Regions from separate parts of the Homo sapiens genome. Here region 2 is linked to region 1. Evidence: chromatin loops called from intact Hi-C (ENCODE). Cell type or tissue: chondrocyte. All regions are shown on one strand. Links, peaks and the distances in the headings refer to the core of each region. The heading gives the core; the rest is flanking DNA. Region 1 overlaps GALNT13 (polypeptide N-acetylgalactosaminyltransferase 13). Region 2 holds the start of KCNJ3 (potassium inwardly rectifying channel subfamily J member 3).

Region 1 (2,916 bases), core at 274-2,773:
TTTTAAAGAACTAATTTTATTTAAATGACTAGTAAGAATTTAAATATTTCTAAAGAATCAATATACTAATCATAATTTTTTTTTTTGAGACAGTCTTGAGGCTGAAGTGCAGTGGTGTGATCCTGGCTCACTGCAGCCTCTGCCTCCCAGGTTCAAGCAATTCTCTCACATCAGCCTCCCAAGTAGTTGGAATTACAGGTGCGTGCCACCACATCCAGCTAATTTTTGTATTTTTAGTAGAGACAGGGTTTCGTCATGTTGGCCAGGCTGGTCTCGCAGTTCTGAACTCAAGTGATTCGCCCACCTCAGCCTCCCAAAGTGCTGGGATTACAGGCGTGAGCCACCATGCCTGGCCCCATAACATGTTTAATGAAGATATTTTTCCATTATTGTTCCATTTCTATAATTTTTTGAGTGACAGTATTAGTTTATATTAACAATAAGGGGTCCAGGCAACACCACTTTAGATATATGATCCTTAGAAAAGTTATATTACATATCTGGGTTTCAGTCTTATTATCTATAAACAGAGAAACTAAGACAAGGTCATCTGTAAAGTCCTTTAAAAATCTCTGTGTTTATTCCATTGACTGCACTTAGAAGATAAATTTAGTAATAGTTCTTAAGAAATCATGAAAATACATAATTTTTAAGACAGTGATATCTCTCCTCTGAAAGTCAAAATCTTATACCTTCAAGTGGCCATTGGACACAACCAAAAAATAAAAACCATTTTTAGCTTAATGAAGCAACTTATGTAATATAGCAGCATTTTAATAAAATTTCATATTTCATTTCCATAAGGCAGGATATTTTATCCAGAAAATTAGAGTCCATAGTTTAATGTGAAGAATATTAGGAAGAAAATTAAAATTTGAAGACAAAGTTTTTGGAAATCCTGTCTAAATATATTAGCCTTTATTTTAAAATTTAAAATACAAAAAAAGTATGATACAGTTACACTTAGCAACTTTAACACACATTTTTCAGTTCATTAATTCAAGAAATATTTAGAGAATATATATGCCAGAAATACCAAATGAACAAAACTGACAAAGCCCCTGCCTTCATGGGACTTACCTTCTAGGGCATGTGATGGGCATGTTTGGGGCTGGGGAGGGGGAAGTATAGACAGAAATAAAGAAGCAAACTCATAGATTGTCAGGTACAGGGGATAGGGAAGGCAGATGGGAGAAGGGTTTGTCTTACTGATAAGATAATATTTGAACTGAGATCACTAAGGGGAGCTCTCTGGGGCAGAGGGAACAAAACACTAAAGCAGGAACTTTCTTGGGAGCCATAATAGGGTAAGTAAGAGGCAGAATAATGAGAGATAAGAGATGGTGTTAGAAAAAGGTAGAATTGCATGTGTGTGTGTGTGCATGTGTATGTATGTGTGGTGAGTGGTGTGGACGTGTAGAGGGGTAACACTCATAAAGGACCTTGAAGGCCACCGGAGGGAGAAGTCATTGGAAGATTGTGAGCAGGGAAGTGACACAATCAAATTCATGGTTAACAGAATCACTATGGCTGTTGTACTGAGAAAAGATTGTTCAAGACAAGGACTGGGAAATTAGGGAACTAAATAATAAGCATATTGCGATTAAAAAGGTTAGAGGTAGTGACACCTAGTGGATATGGTGGCAAGTCATTCTTTTCTAGTTATATTTCAAAGGTAGCATCAAGGGGATTTGCTGTTGGATTAGACGAGAGTTGAAACAGAAATAGAGGAGTCAAAAGCAACTTTCAGTTTTTGACCTGAGCATCTGGAAGGTTGAAGTTGCATTAACTGAGATGGAGAAGACCACAGAAGAGATTGGTTTGAAATATGTCAGTCTAGCTCCATAAATAAGGGATAAGACAAGTGCATTATGAATCCAATCATGGTTTTAACTTTTTGTACTGAAGACAATAAACATTTTTGTAAACAAATTAAATGTTAGTCATTGCTTTCTAGTGTTGGATGTTTTGTAATATTTTATGCCACTTTTTGTTAGATACTATAATGGCACGTGTTCAAGCCATCTGAAGATTGTTTAAAAATTCTTTTCTAACATGAAACTCATGTAGTTTTAGTTTTCTCACCATGACCACAATGAACTTTCACATATTTAAAATTCTGCTAAAACGTTTCAAGTTCAGCTTTGATGGGGTAGCTGTATTTATAAAAATTTGCCATTGACCATTTTCTACATAACATGCATTTTGACTAACAAAGCAATAAGTGGAACATATGGTATACATGAGTCCTTGAGAGTTGAAGCTTTTTCAACTTAAGTAATAATGCTGTGCAGGGTCTTTTTACCTTAGTAAGGAGAAGAGGAAATGAGGGGAGAAAAGGAGTGTAAAGATGAAAAATGGGAATTTTACATGAGGCCTCAATGGACTTGAGAGGCTGCTATTAATTTAAGGCAATGGTTCACTGCCTCTTGGGAGTCATAGCCTTCTTTCCAAGTTTGCTGTGAGTGACATACTCCCACCTCAGAAAAAAAAATGCCCTGATATTCAACATTTTGCTTACAATTTTAGGAAATTCACGGATTCACAGAGAGCTCATGGTGAGGGGTGTCTATATTTAAAGAGCAAACCTGAAATGCTCCAGGTTGTAGATTCTTCCCTACAGTTGTACCAATAAAAAGTCAAAAGAGGAAGGAATACCAGTGGCAAAAATCATTTAAGATTTTACTGACCATCAGAAAGTGTCCTCATTTTCATTATAAAGCAGTGTATGTGCATGTCAGAGACATAGTTTGTATGCAGTCAAAATGATTAATCCTTTCTATAAGAGCTTTTTAAGTAAAGATGAGGACCAAAGAAGTGGAATCTTCTGCTCCAGAAAACACTTCTTCCACTTTTCCTCTCAAATTTCTCTTAGCTGCTGAGTGCATTTATAATGGATAACATGCATATATAGGG
Region 2 (2,916 bases), core at 209-2,708, 250 kb before region 1:
GTGGTGTACAAAATGTAGTTTATTTACTGTATGTAGCACAGTAAATATGCATATGATATGATGTGACAGGACAAGTGAACTGCTTTAATTTAAACACTTTACTGAGCAACTTGGTCAAGGATAATTATGGTAAGATCTTGTAAGTGAATAATGAAAATGACACAAGAGCAAAACTTTTTAAAAGCACATTGGATCCCTTTTAACTACAACATTAAGTTGGGGCTGTGTAAAACAATATATACTTGTGGATTGGAAATTGAAATTTCAAAGGCAAAATCTCAAATATTGATCAGATTTTCATTTTATTAATACTAAATTCAGACTCTGGCTTCAGTTCTCTACGCAACCTCAGATAAATATTTTTCATTGTACGAACTATTTATTTAAGGTCATCTTTTTCAATTTATGGACATCTGAAAACTACTAAGACAAATCCCTCTAGGGAAAAAAATGAATTGTAAATCACACACAGAGACAAACAACTGGGCTTTAAGCCTTCCTTCCCATACTCTAATTGGATGAGTGATTAAGAAGGACTTCTCTTGTTTGTGGTGGTGCCCTCTAACGACTAGACGGACCTTGCTTTAATAACCACTCCATGTGCAATTTGTTTTAGCATTTACACCGTTGATGGTAGGAAGCAATTCTTCTTTAATGGATGCTGAAAGCTTCAAGTGAAATCTGTAATTGACAAAGGCTTCACAGAAACAGGCAATTAAGAATAAAATTAACAAGAGGCTCTACAGGAAAAGCACTCAAGCTTTCAAAGAATACTTCTCCAAGAAAATATTTAGTAAAAATAAAAATTTAAAAGAACCAAGTGTGGTTTCTTCCACTTTACTATCTGCTTCTTGTATCTGTGTGTTTGTTAAAAAGATGACCATAGAGTTAAAGTCATTGGGTCCAGAGGAGTAATCCGCCTCCTAATATTATTAGGGGGAAAAAAAGGAAAGAAAAAAATAAGAAAAGCCCATCGTGAAAGTTGAGGCAAGTTCAGCACCTATTTCTTCAAAATAACAGCTGTTCAGTTGAGTTCTAGTACCTCGCATTGAATGGGGTAGTGTGTAGACAACAAATAAAATCGCTCTGAATAGCGAAGCAACAGGGACAGGAAGGCGAACAGGGCACTAATTGCCCTCATGGCTCCAGGAGCCAACAGCAGTCCTCACGTGTTACTAGTCCAGTAAGTGATACAAGCAGATCCGAAATGACGAATATAAACAAGAGCACGAGAGTGAGTGGAAAAGGAACAGAACTGTCAACCGCATTCTTTGCCCAGTCCTCCAACCCCCAACCCCCCAAAAGGAAGTTTACCTGTGGCTATAGGTAGAACCAGGGGAGGGGGCCCGGGCTGGTTCTCAGACGAGTTACTCCGCGGGTTTGGGGGACGCAGGTCTCCCGGTGGGGAAGGGGCGGGGAGCACTTACTTTGAGCAGCTTGCAGCGAATCTGCGCGGAGACCATGTGGCTGTTGCGCAGGTTGCCCACCCGGAACATAAGCGTGAGTTTTCCGTCCCTCATGGAGATCACCGCGTGCTCGCTGAACATGAGGGTCTCGGCGCGCTTCTTGGGCTGGGACATCTTGATGAACATGCAGCCGATGAGGAAGGCGTCCACGATGGAGCCCAGGATGGACTGGAAGAGGAAGAGGATGATGCCCTCGGGGCACTTGTCTGTGATGTATCGGTAGCCATAGCCGATGGTGGCCTCCGTCTCGATGAAGAAGAGGAAGGCAGAAGGGAAGTTATAGACATTGGCCACGCAAGGCGTGTAGTTACCGACGTGGGCTTTGTTCAGGTCGCCCCGAGTGTAGGCGATCACCCACCACATGGACGCCATGAAAAGCCAGGCCACGGTGTAGGTGAGAATGAAGATGAAGAGGTTCCAGCGCCACTTGAGGTCCACCAGCGTGGTGAAGAGGTCCGAGAGGTAGCGGCTTGTCTCGCTGCCCAGGTTGCCGTGCTGTACATTGCACCGGCCGTTCTTGTCCACGAACCGCTGCCGCTTCTTCTTGGGCACAAGCTGCTGCTGAGGGTCCTGGCCTGGCCCCTGGGGCTGCAAGCCCGAGCCGCTGGACGATGTGGTCACTACCTGATAATCGTCCCCAAATTTCCTTCGGAGTGCAGACATAATACGAAGGGGCGAGCCAGATTCAAACGCGAAGCGAAGGCGCAGGAGCTGGGCGCTGCAAACTAGCACCAATAAGGAGGTGGGGGCGGGGGAGGAAAGGGGGCGAAGCGAGCGCTCCTGGGTGGGGGGCGCACCCGGCAGGTAGCTGCGGTCTCTGCCCCCTGCAGACGCCTCTCCTTCTCCCCTGGGACGGAGGCCTTCTTTCCAAGGTGAGTCTTTAAAAAGTGTTCTCCCGCACTCAAGCCAGGAGGGATGCAAGGAACAGGAACCCAAGCGCAATTTTGCCTCCAAGCTTCCAGAGGCTCCTCTTTTCTTTCCCCACCACCGGCATCCCGGGTCACCTCTTGACTCCCCACGGCCCTCCTGATTATCCTGCAGTACCCCCAAACTGACTGCTTAAAATTAATGAGTTGACAAGCGAGTCCCAACCCACCTGCCAACTCGCTGGCTGCCTAAGAAGCTGCCTTTACCTGCCTGGACCAGACCCTCCCCCCTCCCCGCCGCTCCCCAATCTCCCGCCCCCTGGGACCGCTCCCCGCACCCCCGGCGCACCTGTCTCCTATCTTTTAGCCAAAATCCCGCCCAAAGGCATGTCTGCCGGGCACTGGTGCAACGCCCCCTACCCACGCCCTCCGGGCTCAGATTCCCGGGTTCCGGACTCCAGAGACCTGTCCGCCTGGCGTCCCCCGACCGCCGAGTTTCCGCGGGCGCCACCGGGGCCCTCCGGCGGACCCTCAAGGGCCCGCAGGCCGCCCCCGCGCTCAGCTGAGACACGGCAGTGCGCGAA

Evidence for each region. A loop is a pair of places that touch in the nucleus more often than their neighbours do. Peaks named below come from ENCODE experiments on the same cell type or tissue, not always from the same donor. Only the 100,000 strongest peaks of a DNase experiment are listed, where the experiment ranks them.
Region 2: it touches region 1 in a loop (2.0-fold over the local background); 7 of 110 quality-filtered maps call a loop at or near these places.

The regions. Positions count from the first base shown.
Region 1 is chr2:154,451,820-154,454,735 of GRCh38, reverse strand. It overlaps GALNT13 (polypeptide N-acetylgalactosaminyltransferase 13), which reads right to left. Exons shown (of 13, transcript NM_052917.4): 13 at 757-2,916. It overlaps GALNT13-AS1 (GALNT13 antisense RNA 1), which reads left to right. Exons shown (of 5, transcript NR_161181.1): 3 at 94-198. Among named protein-coding and RNA genes, the nearest start is that of GALNT13-AS1, 4.2 kb to the left of the region's middle. In chondrocyte, for the core only: CTCF peaks have their summits at 1,416 (motif pointing right) and 1,621 (motif pointing left); no DNase peak of the experiment used is centred there.
Region 2 is chr2:154,697,989-154,700,904 of GRCh38, reverse strand. KCNJ3 (potassium inwardly rectifying channel subfamily J member 3) reads right to left here and starts at 2,210. Exons shown (of 3, transcript NM_002239.4): 1 at 1,428-2,210. The coding sequence starts at 2,129. In chondrocyte, for the core only: no CTCF peak of the experiment used is centred there; DNase peaks (open chromatin) are centred at 1,754 and 1,844.